Regions from separate parts of the Homo sapiens genome. Here region 1 is linked to region 2. Evidence: chromatin loops called from intact Hi-C (ENCODE). Cell type or tissue: HCT116. All regions are shown on one strand.

What was found. Hi-C counts contacts between places; a loop is a spot of excess contacts. Peaks named below come from ENCODE experiments on the same cell type or tissue, not always from the same donor. Only the 100,000 strongest peaks of a DNase experiment are listed, where the experiment ranks them.
Region 1: it touches region 2 in a loop (8-fold over the local background); 2 of 110 quality-filtered maps call a loop at or near these places.

What each region holds. Positions count from the first base shown.
Region 1 is chr10:93,856,290-93,861,289 of GRCh38, reverse strand. No RefSeq gene overlaps it. Among named protein-coding and RNA genes, the nearest start is that of SLC35G1, 35 kb to the left of the region's middle. In HCT116, a CTCF peak has its summit at 2,067 (motif pointing right); a DNase peak (open chromatin) is centred at 2,059.
Region 2 is chr10:93,744,717-93,749,716 of GRCh38, reverse strand. It overlaps LOC101927013 (a long non-coding RNA gene), which reads left to right. Exons shown (of 3, transcript XR_246160.5): 3 at 3,610-3,971. Among named protein-coding and RNA genes, the nearest start is that of LGI1, 11 kb to the left of the region's middle. RefSeq lists enhancers at 1-615, 2,962-3,713. In HCT116, CTCF peaks have their summits at 2,790 (motif pointing left) and 4,073 (motif pointing left); a DNase peak (open chromatin) is centred at 2,676; H3K4me3 peaks cover 507 bases; H3K27ac peaks cover 281 bases.

The DNA of each region.
Region 1 (5,000 bases), 110 kb before region 2:
GACATAATGTAGCCAAGTTTTTTGCTAAGGCATAACATGGGTGACCTTTATTCCTGTTCTCAATAACTCCCTCATTTCCATCTGAGCCTGGCCTTCACTGTCCATATTTCTATCACCATTTTGGTCACAACCATTTAACCAGTCTCTGAGAAGTCCCAAACTTTCCCTCATCTCACTGTCTTCTTCTGAGCCCTCTAAACTCTTCCAACTTCTGCCCTTTACCCAGTCCCGAAGCCTGCTTCCACATTTTCAAATATCTTTATAGCAACACCCTACTTCTCAGTACCAATTTTCTGTGTTAGTCCATTTTGCATTGCTAGAAAGAAGTACCTGAGGCTGGATAATTGATAAAGAAAAGAAGTTTATTTGGCTCGCGGTTCTGCAGGCTGTACATGAAGCATGGTGCTGGCATCTGCTTCCAATGAGTTCTCAGGAAGCTTACAATCATGGCAGAAGGGAAGGAGAGCCAGCATGTTACATGGGAAGAGAGGGAGCAAGAGAGAGAGAGGGGGTAGGTGCCAGGCTCTTTTAAACAACCAGATCTCTTGTGAACTTGTTACCATGGGGAGGGCACCAAGCCATTCATGAGGGATCCGCCCCCATGTCCCAAACACCTCCCTCTAGGCCCCACCTCCATCAGGCATCACATTTCAACATGAGATTTGGAAGAAGGCATAAATATCCAAACTATCAGGAGGCCAGAAGCCAGGCTACCTGGGCTTGAATGCTGCACCATCTCTTTGTAGCTATCTGACCTAAGCAAATGATTTATCTTCTCTTTAGTGTGGCAGGTGCCAATCTCTGGCTGACCCAGTGGTCATTCCCATTCCCTTCCCCCTTACTGCCTTCTACTTTAGAGTCTGGAAAGGTTAAATACCCACTTTCCCATGCCCCTTTGTAGTCACGAGTGGCCAAGTGACACATTTCTTGCCAATAGAACATAAGTAGAAGTTAATGGGACAGTTTCTGGGAATGCTTTTACTTTTTTAATAGAAGGGCAGATGAACAGATATGATCCCTGGAATTGGGATAATCCTCTTATGACCATGAGGGAAAGACCTTGAAAATATCTGAGACACTGGCCCTGGCATCACTGAGCCATGAGCCAGTGCCAGCAGCCACCTACCTCTGGACTGCTCGTTAGGCTTGTTATAGGAGACGGGGGAAGGGGGAAGAGAGAGAGAGAGACAGAGAGAATATAATGTAAGCCACCATTAGTTAGGTTTTCTGTTATTTAAAGCTGAAAACATTTCCAACTCATATACCAAGACTGTTTTCTAATTTTACAAAATAACAGTGTTTACTTCAGTTTTATTGTAAAGATTAAATAAGGTAACAATACCAACATTTGTATGGCACTTATGATATACCAGGCACTGTTTTGAGTAATTTATGTATGTGAACACTTTAAAATCTCACAAGACCTCTGTGTGGTAGACATTATCATTATCTCCATTTTAGAGATAAGGAGATTATCATTTGACCAAAGTCATAGAACTTGTATTAACATATGGCAGAGCCAGTGTTTGCACTCAGGTAGCCTGACTCCAAGGTCTGACCACTTATAATATAAAGACTTAGTGCAGAAGTACAAAGTAGGTACTCAAAAAATGTCAGCAATAATATTGATGATGACCAGGTGTCACAGGAATGCCCAGAAAATGATGCAGGGGCACATTTATTTGAGTTGACTTGGAGGGTAGTTCTTCCGCAAAGTTCAGTCTGAAAATAGAGCTCTACACCTAGAAAAAAATCTTAGAAGCAGATGAGAAACTCCAGGAGAGGAAGGACTTTAGGTTGGCAAGGCTGGAATTCTGGAGCCAACTATCTGATGGCATTCCAGAACTTACCCCATGATTCTTTTCCTGAGTCCTTTTTATCATCCTTGAGTCTTCATTTCCCAGTGGCTATGCTCCCACCATCCTGGGGCCAGGATGCCCTCATGCCCTTGCCCTTCCAAACCCAAGATTTTACCTTTCAAGAACCAGGAACATTTCATTTCTTTTTGGGGGCCAAAACATATCGAACATTTAATATAAAATCTGCCCAGTAGGTGTCAGCATCTATCACAAAATGAGCCATTGTTTAACCCATCCTTTATGTTTAAACTTTAAGATTCAAATCATATGGAATAAAGCTGTTTCCTACTGTATTAATGCTTAGAAGGTTGTAACTCCACTTCCAGCCTTCCATTTTGCTGGACATATGGTCAGAAATTACGTTTCAAACATTTTAAAATGTAGAGGAAACTTTGAGGATAGAAGCTTGCTTGATGAAAAGATTAAGAAAATAATTTGGGGGGAGAGGCAAAAAAGAAAATAATTTTTCTATAAAATGATTGATTCTGTTATCGATTGACATCATTATTCTGTGTATTCAATGATAAAGAAGACACACTGGAAGCCTGGAGTAGGACCTCCCCCTAGAGTAGGATAGGCTCCTGCATGCTATAGGATACTGAAGTTTAGAATGATGCATTTTTGACTACTGGTGTCTTTTTTTGGTAAATGTTGTCTTAATTCTGCTGTTTTCTCCCCAACCTATAGATATTCTTTACAACATACAAGTGTACCTGCATTTTAAGAAAATGGAACATGGAAAAATCTGGATGTACTTAATAGCTCAGTGTCATTGAACCAATATCCATTAAGTACCTATTTTCTGTTCTTTAATGACATCTTGGACAGATCTCAAAGCTTCTTAGTCACAGTCAGGTATTAAAAATCTAGCCTAGTCCGGTGAGAAACTTGAATTTCACATCCAATTCAATGCTCTCTCCTTCTTCCTTAACTTGGGTATGACCAAGGGATCTGCATGGAAGGGGACATGGTCTACTATCTAATTCCTTCCCACTCTGCCGCTTCCGCGTCCTCTAGGATTAAGGAAGGAGGAGAGGCCAAAGAGGGAAAACAAAAACCTCTCTAGGGAAGGAGATCCTGCAGGATCTCTTAATTGCACAAATGCTGCACATCTCATTGGCCATAACTTGCACACCTACGTGCAAGGGGGGATGGGAAATGTAGTCTTTGTTCTGAATGAAGGATTCTGTATCCAAGGCGAGATGATTTCTTCCAGCATAACGTTTTCTGACCACCAACCACCCTAAGCCCCTTCCATGCTGGGGTCCTCTAACCCAGAAGGCAAATGCCTCCAGGGTACCTATGAGAAGGCTCAAGCTCTGCTAATCTTTATGGGTTCTGCTTGCACCACAGGAAATGTAAATATAGTAGCCTTCCTCATCCATAGGGGATATGGTCCAACACCCCCAGCAGATGCCTGAACCCAAGGATAGTATTGAACTTGATTGCCATCAGTTAGAATACATTTTTATTCATGTTTTCTGCCCATATATCTAACGCTTTTTCCATCTTAACTAAGCACTTGTCACACACTGTGGCCACAGCTTTTGCTGTTTGAAGTGCAACAGCAAAACTAGCATGAATTTCTTTTTTTCCTTCTTCTCTTCCTTCCTATCTTCATGGATAGGTTTGTTGTATAATCCAAAGACCATGAGGATGGCTAAATAGTAGAAAGGAGAGCTTTTTTGGGAATATTGGTTTGCAAACCACAAAGAGATACTCTCCAGTGTGGACCAGAGGTGCTCTCCCTTTGAAGAGGGAAGAACAGGTTGGGTTTTATACCTCGCAGGGCCTGTATCACACAATAGAGTCATACGTATTTGGCGGGTTTGAGGGAAAAGCCATACACGTTTATGAGGGGAGCTGAGCATGTGCAATGAGTAAACATATAAGTAACATACCTCCCATGTTCACTTTGGTTGGGGGGAGGGTTTAGCATTAACACAAGGTGAAATTTGGCTCTTTACATCAAAAGGTGAATGATAGAACACAAAGTTTGTGCACAGCCTCTATAAACTGACTGAAACTGGCTTAAAGTCTGTAATTTCTTATCAGAAAAGAATGTTTGGTGCCCCTCCATCCAATTAGAGTTGTAATTAGGCCTGGGTTATAAATCAGAGTTAGGAAGGATCTGATAGCTCCTATTGTTAGGACATTTAGAGGTGGAGGAAATTAGAAATTTGCCATGCTAGCCAGGCCCTGAATCGGTAGGCAACTCAACCCATAGGTAACTTTATTTCCTTAACTTTAAGGTCTGTCTTAGCTAACAAAGGGGCATCTATTTTGGTCTCTCAGATAACAAGTCTTACTTCAGATCTCAGCAACCTCAGCATATCATTTTTTTCTTTTCGTATTAAGTTGAGAACTTTCACCTTTTCACTTACAGGAAGCACTTTATGGCTTTTCCTTAGCATATGTGAATAGCCAGCATTATGATCTTTGCTCTCGTATTCTGGGGCCATTATTAAGTGAGATAAAGGGTTACTTGAACATAAGCACGGCAATACCAGGACACTTGATCTGCTACTAAGTGCCTAATAGGTGGATAGTGTATCTAGCATAGATATGCTAGACGAAGGGATGAGTCATATCTCAGGTGCAGAGCCAGAAGGCAAGAGTTTTCATCATACCACTCAGATGGCGCACAACTTTAAATGTATTGGAATTGTTTATTTCTGGAATTTTCCATTTGATATTTTTGGATTGCAATTGACTGCAGGTAACTGAAACCATAGAAAGTGAAACTGTGAATAGATGGACTACTGTATCCGTGCTTGAGAAGCTTCAGCATCCTTTTTCTAGGACAATTTTGCTACCCTGGGAACATTTCTACTTTTCATTAGGCTTTGGGGAATGCTGACATAATGGTGGTACACCTGTTGAGTTAACTTTTTTGTTTGTTTGTTTTTTGAGAGGGAGTCTCACTCTGTCGCCCAGGCTGGAGTGCAATGGTAGGATCTCGGCTCACTGCAACCTCCACCTCCTGGGTTCAAGTGATTCTCGTGCCTCAGCCTCCCTAGTAGCTGGGATAATAGGCATGTGCCACCATATCCCGCTAATTTTTTTGTATTTTTAGTATAGACGGGTTTTCACCATGTTGGCCAGGCTTTTCTCGAACTCCTGACCTCAAGTGATCCACCC
Region 2 (5,000 bases):
GGAGAGGCTAGGCAGCTTGCCCAAGAATAAGAGGCTGTGCTGGCTTGAAAGTGAGGCATTCAGACATTAGTGTCACATGCTCTTAATCGCTCCACAGCACCATCTCCTTGGATCGGAGTGATTTCCTGGAGCAAAGGTAATCTGATCTTATTCACACAGGAGCAGGCAATAACTGCCTGAGTACAGAACTCCTATGAGGCGATTGGTGTTGGAACCCTGAGTAGTCTAGTTACATAACCAGCATAACCCTTGGAAAAGCTGTCGCATAAGGGAAGGCTGCCTCTGGGACTAGAAGAAAGACTATGCCAAGATCTGGTTCTGCAATAGATGAGCTGTTTGACCTTGGGCTCAACGCTTCACATTTAGGCTCTGATTTTCAAAGGAAGTTCTTGGGCTGGGTAATCTCTGGAGATCCTGTCATGTAAGCAGCCCCTGCCAGCACTCCTACTGGGGAGTGATTACCATAAAGACAAGGAAAGTGTTAAGCAGGTTCTTGCACCTCCCAAAGTAAGTAGCAAATAGCTGTTTGGGTGTCCTGAGGAGTTCTGAAAACACTGGGCCTAGTTGCCTCCTGCTTCATCTTGCACCATATGCCTGAAGCTAGTGAATGAATAAACATCACTCGTGGCTATTTCTGGATGCTCAAGAAACTTTGAAAAAAAAAAAAGAATTATTATTTTTGAGGAGAGTATTATAGAAGACCCAGGGGAAGACAGGGTAGGGAGGAGAGTGAGGATTCTCTTTGTTGTGATCCTAGAATTCCCATTAGGTGGACTGGAAATGCTAGACTTACCATTGTTGGACTGGAAATGCTAACATCCTGAAACTCTTAGGACCTCTGCATGAAGAATTGTCCTGCCCCAAATGCTCTTAGCACCCCCACTGAGAAGGAGTAAAAGAGTTTCTCACAGTGGAAACACTGCGAACCTCTTTATGCATTTTTCTGAACATCAGTCAATAATCCATTAACTCGGGGAAGCTGAATGCTCTTCATACAGGAATCCAAAATAAATTGACAGATATCCTCTGGGAAGAACTGTAGAAAGGCTCTGTGGGCTTGAACAAGGCATTTCATTTCCTTGGGCCTCAGTTTCTTTATCTTTATAGCACTAACATTCTATAGCTTCCTAATTTCTCTCCCCAGAAAGGAGAAATAATTTTTAAACACAGAGGCTTAGAAAGAGTTTGTTTTCCAATTCGGGGCATGCTAGGTACATGTACTGCAGTTAACCAAAATGCACATGGTAAAGTTTAAGCCAAAAGAATGCAGAATCAGGCCGGGCATGGTGGCTCATGCCTGTAATCCCAGCACTTTGGGAGGCTGAGGTAGGCGGATCACAAGGTCAGGAGATCGAGACCATCCTGGCTAACACAGTGAAACCCCGTCTCTACTAAAAATACAAAAAATTAGCTGGGCATGGTGGCGGGTGCCTGTAGTTCCAGCTACTCAGGAGGCTGAGGCAGGAAAATGGCGTGAACCCGGGAGGCGGAGGTTGCAGTAAGCTGAGATCGTGCCACTGCACTCCAGCCTGGGCCAGAGAGCGAGACTCCATCTCAAAAAAAAAAAAAAAAAAGAAAAAAAAAAGAATGCAGAATAAAATTATCCCAGAATATTTTTAATAAGGTATGATCTTAATGACTTAGCATTTTTTTCTGGAAATATATTTGAATTTTATCAGAACTAAGCACCAAAAATTTAGGCAAGGTCATGGAAGGCCACCCTTTTTACTGGCTAGACTTGAATAGAAATCTACTCAAGAAAAGAAGTTTGTTAGGGAATTAAAAAAAAAGGATAATTCTAAGTCATGGGCAAGGTGGAAATAATCTAGCCAGAAAATATATTTGGGGGTGGTACTAAGGAAAAGCAGTGGCTCTAAGAGGTATTGCCCTAGAGCGGGGCATGGTTATTGGAATATAAAGTTGAAAATATGATTACTCTTCTATCTTCCTCTTCTTCTTTATGGCTGAATCACTCCCAAGATAGTTCTTAGCAGGTTTTTATTTATTTATTTATTTATTTATTTTTATTTTTGAGACAGAGTCTCACTGTGTCACCGAGGCTGGAGTGCAGTGGTGTGATTTCAACTCACTGCAACCTCCGCCTCCTGGGTTCAAGCGATTCTCCTGCCTTAGCCTCCCGAGTAGCTAGGACTACAGGCCTCCACCACCATGCCTGGCTAATATATATATTATATATATATATAGTATTTTTAGTAGAGACGGGGTTTCACTATGTTGGCCAGGCTGGTCTGCAGTTCCTTTTTTTTTTTTTTTAAAGATACTTCTTCATTCTTTCGAGGAAGTTATTAACTGCTTTTGTTTTGTTTTAGTTTTTTGGTTTAAGATTCTGAAGTTAAGAGGAAAATCATGCAACTAATCTGTTCATGCTTTGGAAACTTGAACTTCATGATGTTGGATTTCAGCCTTTTTGCTTTTGTCTTATCCCTTTAGAAGGGATCTGTTTTGTTTTGTTTGGCTTTATACTGTCGTTCTGGAAGAACTCAGAGCTTTCCATTGCTGCCCGTGACTTATGGCCTGTGTTACACCCATTGGTTTCTGTAGGAATGATGACCCAAGAAGCTGGGAATGTGACCGCAGAAAATAGCAAAGCAATGAGGAAACTGGTTATGACCATAGGATTAGTGCCCTGAGGGTCCAGGGCAGAAATGGGTGTTAACAGCAGAGAAGCACAAGGCTTCTGCACCAGCCTACTGCTGGCTCACATTCAACACTGCCCCTATTGCTCCCAGCAGTGCAGCAAAGAAGACAAAGGAACCCATGCTTGCTGGGCCCCCTGCAGGCCAGGTGCTTCCCATACATTGTCTCTGTTGATCATTTCACCTGCCGTGTGAGCAAGGCATTATCCCCACTGAAGCTTACAGAGGTTAGACTCGTCCAAGACAATATATTTTGGCTTCAAACTGACTTCTGTCTGTTTCCAAAAATATTTTTCATGTGACTTATTTTTGATGTATATAAACTTATAGACAGTTCTTGAATTCTTGTCTATGTGAAGCACATATTGTGTGAAGTATTTGCATGGGGCCAGGCGCGGTGGCTCACACTTGTAATCCAGCACTTTGAGAGGCTGAGGTGAGCGGATCACCTGAGGTCAGGAGTTCGAGACCAGCCTGGCCAACATGACAAAACCCCGTCTCTACTGAAAATACAAAAATTAGCCAGGTGTGGTGGCAGGCGCCTGTTATCCCAGCTACTCAGGAGGCCGAGGCAGGAGAATCACTTGAAACCGGGAGGCAGAGGCTGCAGTGAGTCGAGATTGCATTACTGCACTCCAGACTGGGTGACAGAGAGAGACTCTGTCAAAAAAAAAAAAAAAAAAAGTCTGCATGGTATTGTTTGCTTATATGATGTTTAGAACAAGGAAACGACTGAGGCTGACCATGCTCTGGCTCTGGAGGCTCTCTGGGGATACCTGGAGGAGTCTTTGGGTCACACCAAAACACTAGGATGCAGCCTAATGTGAAGATTACAACTCAAGTCTTGGCTTTGCTATTTAGCAGCTGAGTGACCTTGGGCAAGTTTTCATTGTCTCTCAGCCTCAGTTTCCTCATATATAGCATGGAAATAATACTAGTGTTTCTCTTACAGGATCACTGTGAAAAGAACATGAGATGCCCTTTGCAGGGACATGGATGGAGCTGGAAGCCATTATCTTCAGCAAACTAACACAGGAACAGAAAACCAAATACTGCATGTTCTCACTTATAAGTGGGAGCTGAACCATGAGAACATGGACACAGGGAGGGGAACAACGCACACTGGGGCCTGTGGAGGGCAGGCGGGGGGAGGGAGAGCATCAGGATAAATAGCTAATGCATGCTGGGCTTAATACCTAGGTGATGGATTGATAGGTGCAGCAAACCACCATGGCACACATTTACCTATGGAGCAAACCTGCACCTCCTGCACATTTACCCCAGAACTTAAAATAAAATAAAATTTAAAAAGGACACGAGATAATGTAAGAAAGTAGTTAGCCCATAGAAAGCTGTTACTATTCCAGTATGTATCCTACTACCCACGGTGCCGCTTATATAAGAGCGCCCTCCTGAGGCTGTCAGAATAACTGGGGCGAGGCAGGGAATGAGAGGGGACACCAGGCCTGAGGAGTGAGGAGAACAGACTAGAATGGCTTCCTGACCGAAACTACACCCGCTCAACCCCAGGCCTGTGTAATAGGCACTTCCACTTTAGTGTGAGGGTAAATCCCAGAACACTGAAGAAACACAGCCCAGAGCTGGCATCCTTTTGGCCATTTCCTGAAGTGGAGCTGGATTTCAGAGGGCTGTCTCAAATGACAGTGTCAGCACTAGGAGCTGATGGTTAAAGCTCTGCAAGAAAACAGCATCCAGCATTTTCTTTTGCTACTCTCATGGGCCAACATGAAAGTGCGTAATGATGGACACAGGCTTTGCTTAAGTGGTGAGTCTATCATCCAACCTTTGACTATAATTATGTTGCTCAGATTAGAGCTAAGTAAACACTGGATTTGTTTTTTTTTTTTTTTTACTACGAGCAAATGAATTTTATTTCTTACTCAGCATAGTTGTCCCAGTTTGTTTATTCAACAAACGTTTAAGCGTGTTCTCCATGCGTGGTGCTTGTGGCACTGGGCATTCAGTAGAAAGCTAGAGGCCAGGCGTGGTGGCTCACGCCTATAATCCCAGCACTTTGGGAGGCCGAGGCAGGTGGATCGATCACCTGAAGTCGGAGTTCAAGACCAGCCTGGCCGATATCGTAAAACCCCGTCTCTACTAAAAATACAAAAATTAGCTGGGCATGGTGGCACATGCTTGCAATCCCAGCTACTTGAGAGGCTGAGGCAGGAGAATCGCTTGAACCTGGGAGGCCCAGGTTGCAGTGAGCTGAGATCGCGCCATTGCACTCCAGCCTGGGAAACAAGAGCAAGACTGTCTCAAAACAAAACAAACAAAACAAAACAAAACAAAACAATAAAAAAGAAAGCTAAACCCACAGAG